Linked DNA regions of Homo sapiens: region 1 is linked to region 2. A link is an interaction called in ENCODE POLR2A ChIA-PET data of the cell type or tissue named here. Cell type or tissue: PC-3. All regions are shown on one strand. Region 1 has its middle 79 kb from the start of FASLG. Region 2 has its middle 4.8 kb from the start of FASLG.

Region 1 (5,000 bases), 84 kb after region 2:
GGCAGAATACTTTATAAATATTAATTAGGTCAAGTTGACGGAGAATGTTCAGATCTTCTTTTTTTTGTTTTTGTTCAGAGTCACTTTATTTGAAAGGCTCTGCACATATCTTTGCATACCACAAACTAGAAAAACAAGTTATCATAAATTAGAGAATTAAAAATAAAACACATTGATACAATATTTGAAATATGAAAGACCCTGAGAAGTCATATTTGGTAGTACATTTCAGTCACAACAGGCAAAAGTTTGCTATTTTGAAAAAGAATCAGAAAAAAGGGTGAAAGAGATTTTATGTATTTCTTTCTTCTTCTGTCCAAAATCTAGTTCTTGTGTTTGCTATTTTCACTGCTATAATTTAATTAAAAAGTATATAATCTTCTAAAAATTTCTGGTATAATGCTATTAAAAATACATAGCGATAATGCTTTCACATATATGAGGTTTTCACATATTATATAATATGAAAGCTTATAGTTTTCAAAATTAGGCTTCCCTTTCATAGACTGATGCCTGCCACAAACTATTTACTTTTAAAAGATATTTCCTTTAAATACGCTAGTAAACTATCAGATCACTATATTTCATAGTCTATTATACACAACTGAACATCAGAACCTAGAAACTGAATTGGCAGAAGCAATGATTAAATCTAGACATAACTAAGAAAAAACAAAATTAAGTCCCCAGGAAAAGGCTAAGAGAAGGTACTCTGGGCATTTCTGACACAATTTGTCATAATGTCAAAATAACATGACTTTGTAAATAATATTAACTATATGTAATATTTCTGCCATACAAATGACCTAGAGATTGAATTATAACTTCTGTTAATTTTTATAAAAGATAAGTCTGTTCCAACCAGTATTTAGTTGATGAAGAATAGTGTTCATGGAACTTAGGTCAAATAGGGTTGTTCATAAAATAAATTCATTTTTATCTTTTCTAGAATGTTTTTTTTCTCTCAAAAGACAAGGGACTGAGCAGCTATAAAATGTTCACTTTTCTGGTTGTTCAGGTCTTCTTAATTCTTGCCTATTTTCTACTTCTGTTAATTATCAGGAGGTGCTTTGATGTCTCCAAGTATAATTGTAGATTTGTCCATTTTTCCTTTTAGTTGTATCAGTTTTCGATTCATGTATTTTGAAGCTCTGTGGTTTTGCACATACATACCTGGATTGTTATGTGTTCTTGGTATGTTTGCCTCTCTTCCTCCCTGACAATGTTCCTTGTTCTGAAGTTTGCTTTGATAACAATATAGCCATTCTTGCATTCTTTTTGTTAGTGTATGTTGATGGTTTGTCATTTTCTATTCTTTTATTTTTAATTGATCTATATAATAATATTTATAGTAAGCTGCTTATAGACTTTAATTGTATCCCCCAATTTTTGATATGTTCTTTTCATATTTAAGTAGGTCAAAATATTTTCTGAATTCTCTTGAGACTTTTTGATCAATGGGTTATTTAGAAGGGTGTTGTTTAATTTTTTCTTTCTTTCTTTTTTTTTTTTTTTTGACGGAGGCTCACCCTGTCTCCCAGGCTGGAGTGCAGTGGTGTGATCTTGGCTCACTGCAGCCTCCACCTCCCAGGTCCAAGGTATTCTCCTGTCTTAGTTTCTCAAGTAACTGGGATTACAGGTACGTGTCACCAAGCCCAGCTAATATTTGTATTTGTAGTAGAGACTGGGTTTTGACATGTTGGCCAGGCTGGTCTTGAACTCCTGACTTCAGTTGATCTGCCCACCTCGGTTTCCCAAAGTGCTGGGAGTACAGGCATGAGCCACCGCGCCTGGCCTTAATTTTCAATTCTACAGAGCTTTTAGGTGATCTTCTTTGTTTCCCCACTCTGACAATTTCTATCTTTTAATTGGCATGTTGAGACCATTTATATTCAATGAAATTATCGATATGGCTACATTTAGGTTTACTTTTTTATTATTTTATAATTTCTTCCCTCTGGTTTTTATTTCTCTATTTACTATTCTTTGCCATGCTTTATATTATAGGCATACCATGCCTTCAGCAAGTCATAATCTTTTTGCTGGTGGAATATTACATTGAATCTGTAGATCACTTTGGGTAGTATGAACATTTTGATATTGATTCTATAATACATAAACACAAGATATCTTTCCATTTATTTGTGGTTTCTTTTTCTTCCACTCCTTTCATTAATGTTTTAAAGTTTTCAGTATACAGATCTTTCATCTCCCTGGTTAAATTTATTCCTAAGTATTTTCTTCTTTTTGATGCTATAGTAAATTGAATTGTTTTCTTAATTTCTTTTTTGAATAGTTAATTGTTAATGTATAAAAATGCAACTTATTTTTGTATGTCGATTTTCTGTTTTGTAACTTTAGTGAATTCACTTGTTAGTTCTAACAGTTTTTTTGTGTTTGGAGTCTTTAAAGTTTTCTATATATGGCCACGTCATCTGCAAAGAGAGACAATTTTACTTCTTCTTTTCTGATTTAGATGGCTTTTATTTCTTTTTCTTTCATAATTTCTCTGCCTAGGACTTCCAGTACAATGTTGAATATAAGTGGTGGGAGTTGGTATCCTTATCTTGTTCCTGATCCTAGAGGAAAGGCTTCCAACTTTTCACTATTGAATAGAATGTTAGCTGTAGGCTTGTGATATATGACCTTATCGTGTGGAAGTACATTATTGCTAAACGCAATTTGTTGGGAGTTTTTGTCATAGAAGCATACTGATTTTTTTTTCAAATGCTTTTTCTGCATCTATTGAGATGATCATACAATTGTAATCCTTCATTCTGTTAATGTGGTGCATCACATTTAGTGATTTACATTTGTTGAACCATCCTTGCATCATAGGGATAAATCTCATTTGATTATAGTGTAGGATTCTTTTAATGTGCTGTTTAATTCAATTTGTAGCTGTTTTGTCAGAGGATTTTTGCATTTACGTTCATCAGGAATATTGACCTGTAATCTTTTCTTGTAGTGTCTTTGTCTGACTTTAGCATCAGGATAGTACTAGCCTCATAAAAATCCCTTTGTAAGTTTTCCCTCCTCTTCGATTTTTTTGGGAGAGTGAGAATGATTGGTATTCATTCCTCTTTCAATGCTTAATAGAATTCACCAGTGAGGCCATCTATTATTGGGCTTTAATTTGATGGGAGATTTTTGATTCCTGATTTAATCTTATTACTCATTATTGGTATGTTCAGATTTTCTATTTCTTTTTGTTTCAGACTTGATAAGTTTTATGTATATATATATATATATATATATATATATATATATATATATATATATACACATACATATTTAGGATTTATCCATTTCTTATAGACTGTTCAGTTTTTTGGTGTATAATTGTTTCTTGTAGTCTCTTACAATCCTTTGTATTTCTGTGGTATTTGTCATAACGTCTCTTCTTTCATTACTGATTTTATTTGAGTTTTCTTTCTTTTTTTCTTAGTGTAGCTGAATTTTAAAAATCTTCTCAAAAAAACCTTTTGGTTTCATTGATCTTTTATATTGCTTTCTAGTCTCTGTTTCACTTATTTCTGCTTGGATCTTTCTTCTATCAACTTTGGGCTTAGTTTGTTCTTCTCTTTCTAGTTCCTTGAAGTGTAACATTAAGTTGTTTACTTGAGTTCTTTCTTTTTAATGTAGGCATTAACTACCGTGAACTTCCCTCTTATAACTGCTTTTGCTACATCCCTTAAGTTTTAGTATGTTTGTTTCCATTTTTGTTTGTCTCAAGATATTTTAAAATTTCCCCTTTGATTTCTTTTCTTTACCCATTAACTGTTCAGGAACACATTATTTAACTTCCACATATTTTTGAATTTTCCTGTTATTAATTTCTATTTTCATACCATTGTGATCAGAGAAGATACTTGGTATGATTACAATTTTCTAACATATTTAAATACTTCTTTTGTGGCCTAACATATGATCTATCCCAGAGAATGTTTCATGTGCACTCAAGACAAATGTGTACATGCTTCTGTTGGAGAGAGTGTTTTGTATACATCTGTTAGGTCCATTTGGTCTAAAGTGTAGTTTAAGTCCAATATTTCCTCATTGATTGTATGAATGATCTATTAATTGTTGAAAGTGAGGTATTGAAGTCCTCCACTATTATTGTTTTACTGTCTATTCCTCCCTTCAGATCTATTAGTATGTGTTTTATGTATTTAGGCACTCTGATGTCGCCTGCATATATATTTATAATTGTTATATCTTCTTAATATATTGATTCCTTTGTCATTAAAAATTGCCTTCTTTGTTTCTTTTTACAGTTTTGACTTAAAGTCTATTTTGACGTAAGTATAGCTACATTTGCTATCTTTTCCTTTCCATTTTCATGGAATGTCTTTTTCTATCCCTTCACTTTCAGTCTATACATGTCCTAGAAGCTGAAGTAAGTATCTTATAAAGAGCATATAGTTAGGGTTTAAAAAAATCCATTCAGGGCTAGGTGTGGTGGCTCATCCCTGTAATCTCAGCACTTTGAGAAGCTGAGACAGGCAGATCACTTGAGGTCAGGAGTTTGAGACCAGCCTGGCCAACATGGGGAAATGTGTCTCTACTAAAAATACAAAATATTAGCCAGGTGTGGTAGTGTGCACCTGTAGTCCCAGCTACTTGGGAGGCTGAGGCAGGAGAATCACTTGAACCTGGGAGGGAGAGGTTGCAGTGAGCTGAGACTGTGCCACTGCCCTCCTGCCTGGGTGACAGAGCGAGACTCCATTTCAAAAACAAACAAACAGACAAACAAAACCACCCCATTCAACCACTCTATTTATTTTGCTTAGAGAATTTAATCTATTTACTTTCAAGGTAATTATCAGTAGGTAAGAACTTCCTATTGCCATTTTGTTAGATTTCTCTTTCTTTCTTTCTTTCTTTTTTTTTTTGCTTATTTTGAGTCTTCTTTTGTGATTTGATGATTTGTTGTAGTGGTATGCTTTGATTTTTTTCTTTGTCTGTTATATATCTACTATAGGTTTTTGTTTTGTGGT
Region 2 (5,000 bases):
TTAATATATAAGCCCTAGTATAACCACAGTAGCAATTTTAGTATCAGGCAGAACAGAATCCAAGGTAAGGAAATATTCTAAGGCTAAAAATTGGGCAAAATACACTCATAGGAGTGAAAGTAAAATAATTAGGAACATATATGTATCTAACAAGATAGCTCAAAACAAGGGATCAAATGACAAATATATAAAGAAATAAATATATTATTAATTGCACTTGGAAATTTTAATATATTCATTTTAGAGACTGAAATGTCAAGCAAAGATACAGCACACTTGAATGATATAATTAAAAAGCCTCAACTGATATATATATGTAAATTATACCAAATACATGGATTTATAGCAAATTGAAAATAGATTTTTTTTCAAATAAGAGACACTCTCACAAAAATAGAGTATTAGCTGCAAGAAAAGTCTCAATAAGTTTCAAATGGTCAACATTATACAGACTACATTTTGCTCTCTCTCCTGAGAACTTAACCTGTATGGACCATGTCAGTGGGTTTCCTTGCTGTCTGGACTTCAGTAGAGTTTGCCCAATGTGGAGTACCAGCAGAAGAGAAGGAGGTGGTGGAACAGGGTACTGATTGTGGCTCCTCCTTGTGTGGTCACCTTAGACAGGCTGGCAATTCTTAACTGGAAGTCAACAACCCTGGTCCTACAAGCTCTAGAGCATCATAGGATCCCTTTTGGTTTCCCACCTTTGTGTTTGTAAACAATCCCTTTTATTAAGTCCTTCTTAAGTTATTCTAATTTGAGTGTTTCAGCTGTTTGCAGATGAGATCCTATTGATACAATAGGGAAATTCTCTTAGTGACAGAGGCAACAGACAAAAATCCAAATACCTTTGGAAAATATACTCACACTTATTATGAGAAACTTTAGATGCAGACTCTTCAAGAGTAGGATGAAGACAAACAGGTCCAAAATCACGGGTACTGTTCTAAAGAGTTCTTGAGGTCTGGGACAATATGAAAAGAAAAAGAATGAGGTATAAGGATTGAAAAAAAGATAAAAAATGGTCACCTTTTCCACTGATAATATAGATCTCTATTAAAAAACAGAATCAACAGACACACTATCAAAAGTAAAAAGAGAGATCCACAAGTTTGCAAGAATCAATATTATTTATTACAAAATAAAGAGTATTTATCTAAACCAACAATAACCGTCTGTTATTAGGTGTCTATTGCTGCATAAAAATTTACCCCAAAGCATAATGATTTGAAATAAAAAATATTTATTATCTCACAATTTCTGTGGGTCAGGAATCCAAGCTTGGTTTTGCTGGGTGACTTGGGCTAACCTATGAGAGAGGTTGGGCTGCAATCATCTCCAGGCTCAACTGGAGCAGAATCCACTCATGTGACTCACTCACGTTGCTGTTGGAGGCTTCAGGTCCTTGCTGGATGTTCGCCAGAAAAATTACTTCTTTGCGACATGGGCCTCTCTATTGGTCTACGCACAATCTGGAAGTTTGCTTCCCCTAGAATAGGGGAGGGGAGGAAGAGATGAAAACTGTAGTTCTTTTTGCAGTTTAATCTTAGAGGAGAAATCCCATCATTTCTGCTGTATTCTATTAGCTAGAATTGAGTCAGTTAAGTCTAGGCCACTCTCAAGGAGAGGGTATAATAGAAGTGCATAAATACCAGGAAGTGGGCAATTATTGGCATCATCTTAGAGACTACCTACCACAGCATCTGAAAATACCACAGAAAATAAGACCCCATTTGTAACCACAACAAAATTACAAAGCATCAAGCAATTCATCTAAGAAAGGGTGTATGAGACTACTCTGGAGAAAAATTTTAAAGGTCATAAAAATATGAAAAACTGTTACGGATAGGGTAAAAATAACAGTTCCTCCAAATTATTGCAATTACATTTAATGGTTCAGTAGGATGTTTTAGGAACATGATAGTTTTTTCATATACATATACATATATACACATATATATTTTTCCATATATATTTCATATATATACATATACATATGAAAAAATGAAATTAAATATGCCCAAAGTTGAGTCGATTTTAAAAAGAGAAAAACAAAAAGGAGGGGATTTTGCCATACCATCTCTCAAGACATTCCACAAAGCTGCAATTACAGAAACAATGTGACCCTGGTATCAGAATAGATAAACAGATCAATGAAATAGAAATAAGAGTTCAGAAAAAGACTCGACTATATGTGGAAACTTGATATGTGATAAATATGCCAATTCAGTGGAAGAAAAGATGGGATGTGTGGAAAAATTAGATCATACATGGAGAAAAATAGACTCCTGTCTCATCTCACAAAGGTGGACTCCAGATGGATTAAAGTCTAAATACAAAACCTGTGCAACTATGGATTATATCTATAATATTAAGTACAAGGAGATCCTGCAAATCAGCACAAAAAAAGGTAAGAAACCCAGTTTAAAAATGGGCATGGCATGTGAACAGGAAATATATACAAAAAGGAAAACTTGAATGCCAACAAGCATATGATCAGATGTTTAACCTCACAAGAGATCAGAAAAAGGAAGATCAATAGACAATGATATATAACTTTATAGTCATAATGCTTGGCAAAAATTAAAAGATGGATAATACCAAGTAGAGCTGAGGACATGGGATAAAATAGTTCTTCATAATTGGTGGTGGTGTCAAGGCATTCAGCCACTCAGATGAGCATCCAGAAATCACTTAGTGAAATTAAATATATAGGTGCATGTCTGTGAATAAACAAGTTTCAGCCAGGAGTGTACTGGGGTCTTTGCTCACCTCTGGGGAAAATCAGATTTGGTTTTCTTACTAACTTGGCAGATGCCCTTGGAAGTCTCCTCTAGGTTTGTGAAGGTTCATAGCAGCTACTTTCCTTATGCATCACTCTCTGCGACTGCTGAGTCACCTCTGGAGCTCTGAGTTACAATCCACTGAGTCCACTTCCCTGGTAGAACACTGGATGGAAGAAAGAAATAGGAACTTTGTTCTCTTTATGCCCCTGTCCTTTTAACCTCCATGTGACTAACATCCTAGGTGTAGCAGCATACTTAAATCCTTTTTCTAGATGGTTAAGACAATTTCTGAAGGAAATTACAATGCCGGAGGGACCACAATTGAAGATAACTTGAATTTTCATCTAATGAGAAGATACTTTAAAAAATCATAACAACTAGTATAAGGTGGTTTCTCCTATTTTGTCCTCCATATAAATTTGCTCCCAAGTGTCACCCAGGTCCCTTTGAATCTCTATGGCTCGTAAGCCCCCCCCTCCTCCTCAAAGAGATTGTCAGCTCTGAATATTTCTCCTTTGTCTATCCTCAAGGAACCTCTGGTTCCAGAATCAGAGATTCTGCAGGTGTAATTGGGGAGGGTAGAGCAAGACTTAGCAAAGCTCTTCCATTTAAATTCCCAGCCTGTGGGAGCCACCAGCCTTTGATTTATTTATTAAGTTCATCTCTCAAAGGCAAATATTATTTTCTTTAGCATTCACAGAACTAAGATCTACTTGTAACAATTATTTCTCCTTATTAATAAGGTTTGGAAATACCCCAAAACATAATGGGTCCCTGTTATTGTACATAGGGTTGTTTTATTTTTCCATGACTTTGCCAACCTGTGATGTTTGGTGGCATTACTGAAGATCAATATGAGTGTTTAAAGATGCTCTCTTTGACTCTATTTCAGTTCAGATTCTCTCTATGCCTGGAGGATAGCAGGAGAGTTGGGGGCAGGTATGGTCTTCTAATTTCTTCTGTTGCAGAATGAATCAACAGAAGCAGCAGGGAAGAAGGAGATGTAAAAATACAGCATAATTCTTATTGGACAGTGCTGGAAGTTCCTGTGGGAGTTTGAGATAGAAAAATCGAGAGGTACTAGTCTGAAATGGAGAGGCTCATCAGTTCAGGGTAGGATCTCAGAGAGATACTGGATGTCAAACGTGGACTTTGCACTTTCCCCTGCAACCTCTCTCCCTCTCTCCACTTTGTTTGTCCTTAATGGAAGAAGGTCGATTATATTAAGTCTACAGATGAATTATTTGGGGAAAGATTCACTAAATTTACAACATCTTTTGAGTGCCTACCTTGGTGCTAGGGACTATTCTAAGTGTATCAAATGCTTTGACTCATTTAATCCTCCCAACCCCCGTAAAGCAAGTACTATTATGATCATGCTTATTTTTATAAATGAGAAAACTGTGGCACCGAGGAGGGAAGGTGACCTGTCCAGTTCACACAGTTAATGAGCAGAAGAGCTGGGATTGGAAGTCACATAGTTTAACTCCAGAACCACCCACTCCCAACCATCATGCAACACCACCTCCCCATCCAGGATATGGTGTATTTTTCCCACTTATTTGAATCTTTGACATTTTCAGTAGAATTTTTATAATTTAAAAGATATGGGCCATGCACGGTGGCTCACGCCTGTAATCCCAGCACTTTGGGAGGCTGAGGCGGGCAGATCACGAGGTCAAGAGATCGAGACCATCCTGGCCAACATGGTGAAACCCCATCTCTACTAAAAATACAAAAATTAGCTGTGTGTGGTGGCATGTGCCTGTAGTCCCAGCTACTCGGGAGGCTAAGGCAGGAGAATCACTTGAACCCAGGAGGCAGATGTTGCAGTGAGCTGAGATCACGCCATTGCGTGCCAGCCTGGCGACAGAGTAAGACTCAATCTCAAAAAAATAAAAAATACATATATATGGTTCTGGACAATTTTTCTTACAGTTATTTTGGGATTTTCAAATAGTTTTTTTGTTGTCTATATGGTAGAATTCTTAAAATTACAATTTCTGATTATGAAATTTAAAGTTAGTTGAATTCATAACGATGAATAAAGTCACATGTGAGTTCAAAAGCTCGTTAACTCGTGCACTGTCTTGCTAGTCTCATCCCTTGCACTGTTTAAGAGTGGAGAGTGGGATGTGAGCAGGAGTGCCTGGTAAGGAGGCAGTAGGAGCTGACGCTAAAGAGCCTTGGGTAACGGTAAGAAGCTTGCCTTGC

The links. ChIA-PET counts read pairs that join two places held together with the same protein. Peaks named below come from ENCODE experiments on the same cell type or tissue, not always from the same donor. Only the 100,000 strongest peaks of a DNase experiment are listed, where the experiment ranks them.
Region 1: POLR2A ChIA-PET joins it to region 2 with 5 read pairs; 2 of 35 experiments call an interaction of 5 or more read pairs at or near these places.

Annotation. Positions count from the first base shown.
Region 1 is chr1:172,735,936-172,740,935 of GRCh38, forward strand. No RefSeq gene overlaps it. Among named protein-coding and RNA genes, the nearest start is that of FASLG, 79 kb to the left of the region's middle. In PC-3, no CTCF peak of the experiment used is centred here; no DNase peak of the experiment used is centred here.
Region 2 is chr1:172,651,837-172,656,836 of GRCh38, forward strand. No RefSeq gene overlaps it. Among named protein-coding and RNA genes, the nearest start is that of FASLG, 4.8 kb to the right of the region's middle. In PC-3, no CTCF peak of the experiment used is centred here; DNase peaks (open chromatin) are centred at 1,375 and 2,925; H3K27ac peaks cover 415 bases.